Linked DNA regions of Mus musculus: region 1 is linked to region 2. A link is a loop called in an ENCODE intact Hi-C map of the cell type or tissue named here. Cell type or tissue: left cerebral cortex. All regions are shown on one strand.

Region 1 (4,000 bases), 710 kb before region 2:
GTTCTGGGTAAGTTATATTCACGAAGTGTGGGCTACAAGCTTGTCATTTAACCCTTGGCAGAGGTTTCGACCCTGGAAGAGAGAGTGAAGTCTCCATTTATGCCTTCAGGGATAAAAGTGCTTTTCATCCAGTTTACCGAGGAAGGGGGCTGAGTGCAAAGTGTGTAGGTTTGTAGAAGACAGGATCCATCCATCCCTCAGCTTTGCCAGCATTGGAAGCACAACCTCAATATGTCCACCATTCTCTGCTTAAATGCTCGGGCAGGGCACCAGGACACACTGCCTTTGTGGTTTCTGTCTCTTATACCCACCAGCTCTGGGGGGAAAAAAATCACACACCTGCACCTTAGAAAGAGGCCAAATCCAGTTCCTGCCTCCCAGAGAGTATGAAGACCACTTCTATTGGAGTTACTGCGTGCAGCAATTGTTTGTAGCTCCTTAAAGGGAAAACACTGCGTGCCCTTTGTTTTGTCTTAAGAATCACACAGAGACTAGGCCGGGTGATATTCCTGCTAAGTTAATGCTAGGGTAGAGTGCAGTGCTAGAATCCCAAGACCAGAGTGTTAAAATGGATCTCAATTTTCTGTTTCCATAACTGCACTTTCTATTTGGCTTATTCCCTTCTTAGGGACCCCATCTCCTGCAGCAGCACAAGAGATTAATAGTTACATCCCTATTTTTCTCAAGATAAAAGCTGTCACTAAATGGTGTTGCAACCAAGTGTCACAACTGTACATACCCCATTGCCATTGTTTATTTAAATTTATCTCTGCAGTTCTTTTATGGACTTGGGAAAGTGTAACAGGTTCTAATTGGTAGGGGGAAAAAATCCAAGTCAGGTATGTTTTACTTTTTTCCGATCAAAGAAAGACTGAGTAAAAGAATAAGCTTTTTGCAGTGTGTTTTTTCCAACACTCTTTTCAGTAGCTGTACGCTTTCCTCCCTTATCCAGTTCCGCTTTCACTTTTCCTCCTCCCAGCCTCGCTAACCCACTTAACAATTCTCCGGCCTGTCCCAGGCCGCTGGTAACGAGCAGAGGACGCCCACGACTCCCCCTAACCACACCGTTCAACTTCAGAAGCTCTTAAGAGAAAAAGTCTTCTTCTCAAAGTGCAGTCGGAGCAAATCATTCCCCCAGAGTTCCCTCCACAGCTGCCGTAGGAAGGACTTCGGTCGATCTTCAAGAGGGGACCCGCGCACAGGACAAGTCCGCCTGTGGCCACAGCAGAACAACCCAGGCCGGAGGTTGACGCCGCCCTACGCGTCCTCCCACCCCACGGGACATCCCGATGACCCGGTCACTCAGCGCTCAGCCACTGTAGGACTGACTCCACTCTTTCCTTCCCTGCTCCGCTTCGCCTCCCGAAGTGCTCCCAGATCAGCTGTGGTGTGATCACTCCCCAACACCCAGCTCCATCGCGTACACCCCAACGTGTGCAAGATGGGGTTCGAATATGGGAACCCAACTTTGCAACGAAAAAGCTCAGGGTCAGGCCGGAGCCAGAGGGAAGAAAGAGCACGAAGAGACCGCACAGGGCGCCGATACCGGGTCCTGAGGAGGCGGTCCTTGTTCCTAAACAGGCCATGCAGGTGCACCCTGCTGCTTTCTCTTGCAAGTCTTTTGAGGTTTGGCCTTTTAGAGCTTTGTAAAGTTGACTCTCCCCCTCCTCTCAATCACAGGGTCACACTAGGAACCACACTGTCCTCAGCCCTTTAATCTCATTACTGACTTTAGGGGAAGGGGTAGAAGGGTGAGGACGGCCTGGGCCGCGGGAGGATTGGGGTTCAAGCACGGCTCAGGAGCGCCACGCTGGGCAGGAAGCGCTCAGAGGTCGGTCACTAGGCTCTACTTCTTGAGAAGTGCTGCTTAACCGCAACCGCTCCGCTCCGCCCACACCAGGGGAGCGGGAGAGAAGTCCCGGGCGAAAAAGACTTTTTTCCTTTAAGAGAAGGCAGCTGGTGACCCGGGTCCTCATCCTTCAAGTTCCCCTAAGCGAAGCAGGGCGCCACCTACAGTCGAGTTCCAACTAGCACGTTGGTGAGAAGGCTGGAGATCCTTTCCTAAGCAAGGCAGGATTTTGGGCACAGCCATCTCATCTCTGTAATCAATCCAGACCAACAGGTCTGTTGGCAGGCAACAGCAGACTAGACCATACCGAAAATTTGCGTTGGGGGCGTGAAGAAGTTGGGAAACAGAACAGTACTAGCTCTGATTGGACTTGTTCGCGCTCTAATGGTTTTGGCTGGATTTTGAACCCAGTATCTCCCCCACGTTTCAGCCAAGGAGAGCAGCAGTCAATTTCATTAGGAAGAGTATTTGTGTGACCTTGGACAAGTTGCTCCGTCACTCACTCTCCTTTTTCTTCCCCTTCAGAACTATAACCGTGAGAGTTTTTTTTTTTTCTAAATTAATGAGATAAAGTAGGTGAGAAACTGCCCATGTTAAGAGCTCCCACCTATTTCTAAAAGGGGGAAAAATCTTCCGAGAAATAAAACTTTAAAGACACTGCATATGTGTTTCCTGTTCCATGAAAGATTAGGTCTCTAGGAGGAAGAGGCGAGAAAGGCAGCCAAGTGGCCCCAATAGCTGATTTGAGCACTGGCTAATCTCCTCATAGACAAAAGAGACATATTAGTGGATGGCTGTGACTACTTAATTATCATTTTACTTTATAAATTGTTAATTACCACATGAACGTCAGAACCATATATGATATACATTATTCCCACTGTAAAGATGAAGACATACAATCCAGAGGTGAAAGCTATAACTACAACTTCAGCAGACTCAAGTCTGTTTCTGAACCTGCTTTTGATATGTAGTAGTATTAAGTTCTTCGAAATCAGATTAGGTGTTTTACATAGGAGGACAGGTTTTGTCTTTCATAGCACCTCTGAAAAGAAGAACTGTGAGTTCCCAAGGGGATTGGAGGGCCAGGGAGGTCAAGGGAGTCACTTTTGTGGGAGCTGGAGAGGCAAGGGTTTGTTTCATTTTACAATTCTAGGTTATGTGCATCAGTAAGGGAAGGCAGGGTGAGAACCTGAAGATAGGAACTGAAGCAAAAGCCACAGGGAAAGTTGCTTCCAGGCTGGCTATTGGCTTCCCTGCCTATTTTTCAAGGGAGTCATTTTAAGAATCAGCAGAGCAGGCCCGCAGAGAACCCTCCTCTGACAACATGAAAGTGACTTCAACTGGCACCTGTGTTGGGACACTTGTAAAAGTTCTCAATCCAAGTCAGGCAGGGGACTTGGCTCCTTAGTGGTTGTGCCATGCTGAAGGGGTGACAGAGGCTCGCTCTTGCAGCCCAAGAAGTGGTGATGATTGCAGTGTTTCCTTAGAAAATCTTGACAGTGGATGAAAGAGCAGGGCACAGAGGCAGTAGGAAAAGCCAGAGACAGACTGACTTATACTTCTATCAATATAATTAGTCTATGCTTACCTCACGGCCCACACAGCCAAATCTCATCAAACAGCCCAAGGAAAAGTTTAGTTTAATATAGCAATTGATGTCCTGGCATCTAAACCACAGCAGTTGGGCTCTGTTGCCCTTATTATGAGAATATATACATTGAGTTTGCCCCTAGCTCAACCCTGGGGCTTCATGCATGCTGGGCAAGTGCTCTATCATCGAGCTATATAGCTCAAGGCCGACACTGCACTTTCCCCCATATATCAAATATGTCATTTCTTTGTATCCATGTAATAGTAGTGACATTTCTTTCTTCTTCCTCTCTCTCTCTTTCTCTCTCTCTCTCTCTCTCTCTCTCTCTCTTTCTTTCTTTTTTTGTAGTGGCATTTCATAATGAAAGGTTTGGATTACATAGAGAAGCAAATTATACTACTTTCAGCATTTTGGGGTTACCATTGTGGAAAATTGTGCATGAGTTCCCCTTCTCATCCATCAAAGCGTAAAACCCAAACCACCATTCCTACCCACAGCACCTCCTTTACACTGGTAGAATAACCGAACTTGCGAAAAGGCCTCAAAGCTGAGAGAAT
Region 2 (4,000 bases):
AGTGTCCAAAGATCCACAATCATTAATGAAGTAAATCATAAAAGCAATGCATTTGTTCAAATTCTCAGGTCCAGCCATCACTTTCCTTCACAGGCATCCTTGTGCATCACCTATATTTATAAATTCTGCTGCCCCCTCCCATGCAACACTCTTGAGTGGTGGTTGCCTTATTTGTTGCAGTGTTTAAAGCCAGGCAATCTTCTTAGCCCAGATCAGCTGACTGAACTTGAATGAGTCCCTTTGCTTCTTTCAGCCTCAGCCTCTCCTCTGTTCGAGACTGCCCTGCGATGTAGTGAAGCATACGTTCAGGCTATAGGGAGAGGTGTATGGCTGATTCCATGTAAAGCACAGTAGCTTTCATGTAGTATTTTCCTCAGTAACTCTCTGAGGTTGGAGGCTCCCAACCCTTTTTAAAAATTTCTATCTGACCATTGGACTTCTCCTTGCATTGTAATTGTGTTTATCATGCTGGATATTGTGCAGGCTTCTATACACTTTTAAATGATTATATAGGATAGAGAGAAATCCCTATATTTTAATAAAACATTGATCATTGAGAATTCACCAGTTCTTAATTATTTTTGTTATCATGTTTATTATTATACTCCTGGAGGATTATGTTTAAAATATGCTAGAAACATTATAGAATCGTTTGGTAAGTTGTATCTCTTTCCTACTCTGTTTTCAGTGCCCTGACCTTCTTTTATGAAGCCTTCCCTAGAGGAAGTATTTATACTTTTGAGCCTGACAGAAACTGTAAGTAAGAAATTGATTCACTTTTTGCATTTGAATTAGATATTTGATAAGACTACATGGTGTCATCAAAGATTAAACTATATACAGGATACATCATCAAAAATTTCATATATTTATGAATATTTTCAGTATTCAAAGACTGTAGAAGGCTTCAGCAATGATCTGTCCCATGGAATTAATAAAGGAAGTTTGAGTGTACATTTCTATTGATTTACTTTATCATTCCTTGATAATATAAATAAAAACACCTTCAAACATTCCTAACACTGCCATCCTCATTGCAATGTTCTTTGCTGATCCCGATAGGAAGCAAACACATACACTGATTATGTCACATTAGGCTTGAGTTGCAGCACTAAGTTGGTCAGAATGACAAGAATTTAGCAAAAATGACTGAAGTGTGAGAATTATACCATAAACTTGCCTACTTCACAGGGTGGGTAAATTGAATCTACATATCAGAGTAAAATATAAATCTAGTTATGTAACCACATGTACACCCCCCCCCAGAGATGGTTATTAGATATGTGGTAGCCTACTACTGTCATAAGGACAAATCTAATGTGTAGCCATCTTCTTTCTGGCTCCTGAGCAGATAATAAACAAAGCCTGGGATCCAGATAGCAGCCAAAGAAAATTCCAAGCCACACAGTCTTGCCAGCATGGCTGTGCCATAACTGTGAGTCTCTGGCACCTGGTTACCTTGATCTGTCACAGGCTCAAGAGAATGTGTCATACCCCCATTCCCACTCCTTTAGCAAGGTTCAATGTCTTTGTCCAGCCTCAGCTTGTAAATAAAGTAAGAGAAACTCAGATTTACTGGCATTCGTAGCTGCTCACAGTTCAAGAGTTCTGGAAGGTCTTCTTTCCAGAACTTTGGTTTCTATGGGATGAGTGTCGTCCTGGCTGGTTTTTGGCTCATATCTAAGTGCTGGATCATCTCCATTCATCATTTCTGGGCTGGACAAGATTCTCTTGTCTGAGCTGTGGATGTCCCCTGCTGGAAATGGCTGTTCACTGCAGCTGAGGGAATTGGTACAATTGTGGCAGCTGTGGATGCACTTATGTGTGTCAGGACATCCTCCCTGGCTGATTACATGATTCCCACCAGGAACACAGTCAGAAAACTCACTCTGTGACCCTGCTCTTACACTCCTGCTTTATTGGCAATTTCACCTTCTAAGTTATGATAACCACTCCTTATAAAGCACGGTATGTGTTAATATGACAAGCTCTCAACATTTGTTTCTAAAATCCATAATCTTGTTGCATACAGAATGGATTATCTTATTTAAACTGTCACATATTAATAAATTCTGAGTGGAATTACAGAATTTTATATTGTAAGAGTTCAGGCCTTGAGAATAGGTGGCCCCCATTAGTGTAACTTGCACAGGATATTTGTTTTACTTGTCTTCTTGTCCACAGGGTGCCTCTCCTGATACAGAGAATACACAAAACCACTTGGCTGTGGTTTTTCATCCTCAGGTGCAATTTTTTTCTGCTCTTCATCTTTCATTCTATATGTGCTCATTTGCAGCATTCGTGCCAGTGGGCTTTGCTTTGTTCTGCTTTCTATGTATCTGATCAAAATCCTCTCCCTTTTCAAAGCCTGCTTTTTTTTTTTTTCATCAGAAAATTTAGGGAGCTTTACTAACTGACTTAATTTTCCTTCCAAATGTAAAGTGCTGCTGTGACAGGCATCCTATGTGAAAGACATTCTGTAGTCCATGTTTCTGGGAAAATTCTCATTGATGAAGGAAACAAAATTCAGTTGTGTACAACTTATAAGATTATAAGAGGTGAGAGTACAGGCTAGTTCTTGGTCTGGACTGTCATTTGGGAGCATACTTTTCAAGACAAAAGCCACTAATCACTTATCCAAGACATCAGAGGATGGGCAAAATCAACCGTCCAGTGTCCAGCTGAATCACAGTTGCTGATTGTTCCAGCCAGTTGGGAGTTTTCACCATGTGATCAGCCCAAAGGCATTTCTTCAGCTGCCAGCACAGAGGCTTGTCGAATCTGCTAAGAAACCAGATGCAGCAAATACATATCCTCTACAGCCTGGCATCTGGGGTTTGTGCCTGCCAGCTGAGGAAAAAAGCCTGGGCTGCATGGAGCTCAGGGTGGAGATGTGGAGATCATAGACAGAAAACAGTGAGATCATCACATGTTTCTCATTGTGCTAGAAAAAAAAAAACCCTATTGTTGGAGAGCATGTGAGAACTTTGTAAGAACCAGATTAAGTATGCCTGGATTACATGATGGAACAATTATATGCTGTGGACTAACACATATTTGTTTTACTGAAAGTCTGTTCCTACTATTTTACTTTTTTCGTATGCAAAAGCGCTTATACAATTGACTCAGTGCAACTGTATTCATCAAGCAATCCATCTTATTCATATATATTTATGTGTACATGATGCATGCACATCATGTATATGTCTTTATTCTTCTTAGCCCATTAGTTTTTCCCAGATAAGAACTTCAATGTTACCTTCTTACTACCATTGTAGACCATAAGTGACTGGGTATTCTGGGTAATACCCTTATTTTGTTTTGTTTAAATCCCTTTCCCATATAAATTATATAAATATTATTCATTAAACTCCATTCCTTTCAATACAGTTAGCCAAATGATTATTGAATACCCACCTATGCAAAATATGGTATGACCATGAGACTGAAGGAGCAAGGAATCCAAGAAGCTTATGACCACATGGATCAAAGCTGAGTGGCCAGAGCCAGTGATGGATAGGTGTCAAGAGCTTCAGGCAGTAAAAAAGAAGCCAAAACAGAGGATTTTTACTTTGTGTGCTATCTGTGGCTAGGGCTCACAGTAATGTGAGAGTGGGGACCTGAAGATGTATTTTTCTTTCTTTCTTTCTCTCTTTCTTTCTTTCTTTCTTTCTTTCTTTCTTTCTTTCTTTCTTTCTTTCTTTCTTTCTCTCTCTCTCTCTCTTTCTTTCTTCCTTTCTTCCTTCATTCCTTCCTTTTTCCTTCCTTCCTTCCTTATTTTCTTTCTTTCTTTCTTTCTTTCTTTCTTTCTTTCTTTCTTTCTTTCTTTTCCTTCCTTCCTTCCTTCCTTCCTTCCTTCCTTCCTTCCTTCCTTTCTTTATTTTTCCTTGGTTTTCAAATATAAAGAATATATAATAAGGGGGGTAACTATGCCACATTATTTAATCAAGATTGTTTAACATTGTATTGTTTTAGAATGGATTTCTATGGCTCTATCTAA

The links. A loop is a pair of places that touch in the nucleus more often than their neighbours do. Peaks named below come from ENCODE experiments on the same cell type or tissue, not always from the same donor. Only the 100,000 strongest peaks of a DNase experiment are listed, where the experiment ranks them.
Region 1: it touches region 2 in a loop (7-fold over the local background); 15 of 42 quality-filtered maps call a loop at or near these places.

The regions. Positions count from the first base shown.
Region 1 is chr4:97,749,158-97,753,157 of GRCm38, reverse strand. Gm38709 (a long non-coding RNA gene) reads left to right here. Exons shown (of 5, transcript XR_003955232.1): 5 at 1-2,511. It also overlaps a transcript of Nfia not described here. Among named protein-coding and RNA genes, the nearest start is that of Gm38709, 26 kb to the left of the region's middle. In left cerebral cortex, CTCF peaks have their summits at 1,814 and 2,013 (motif pointing left); DNase peaks (open chromatin) are centred at 1,034, 1,230 and 1,990; H3K4me3 peaks cover 1,413 bases; H3K27ac peaks cover 1,449 bases.
Region 2 is chr4:97,035,600-97,039,599 of GRCm38, reverse strand. No RefSeq gene overlaps it. Among named protein-coding and RNA genes, the nearest start is that of Gm27521, 120 kb to the right of the region's middle. In left cerebral cortex, a CTCF peak has its summit at 1,765 (motif pointing left); a DNase peak (open chromatin) is centred at 1,751.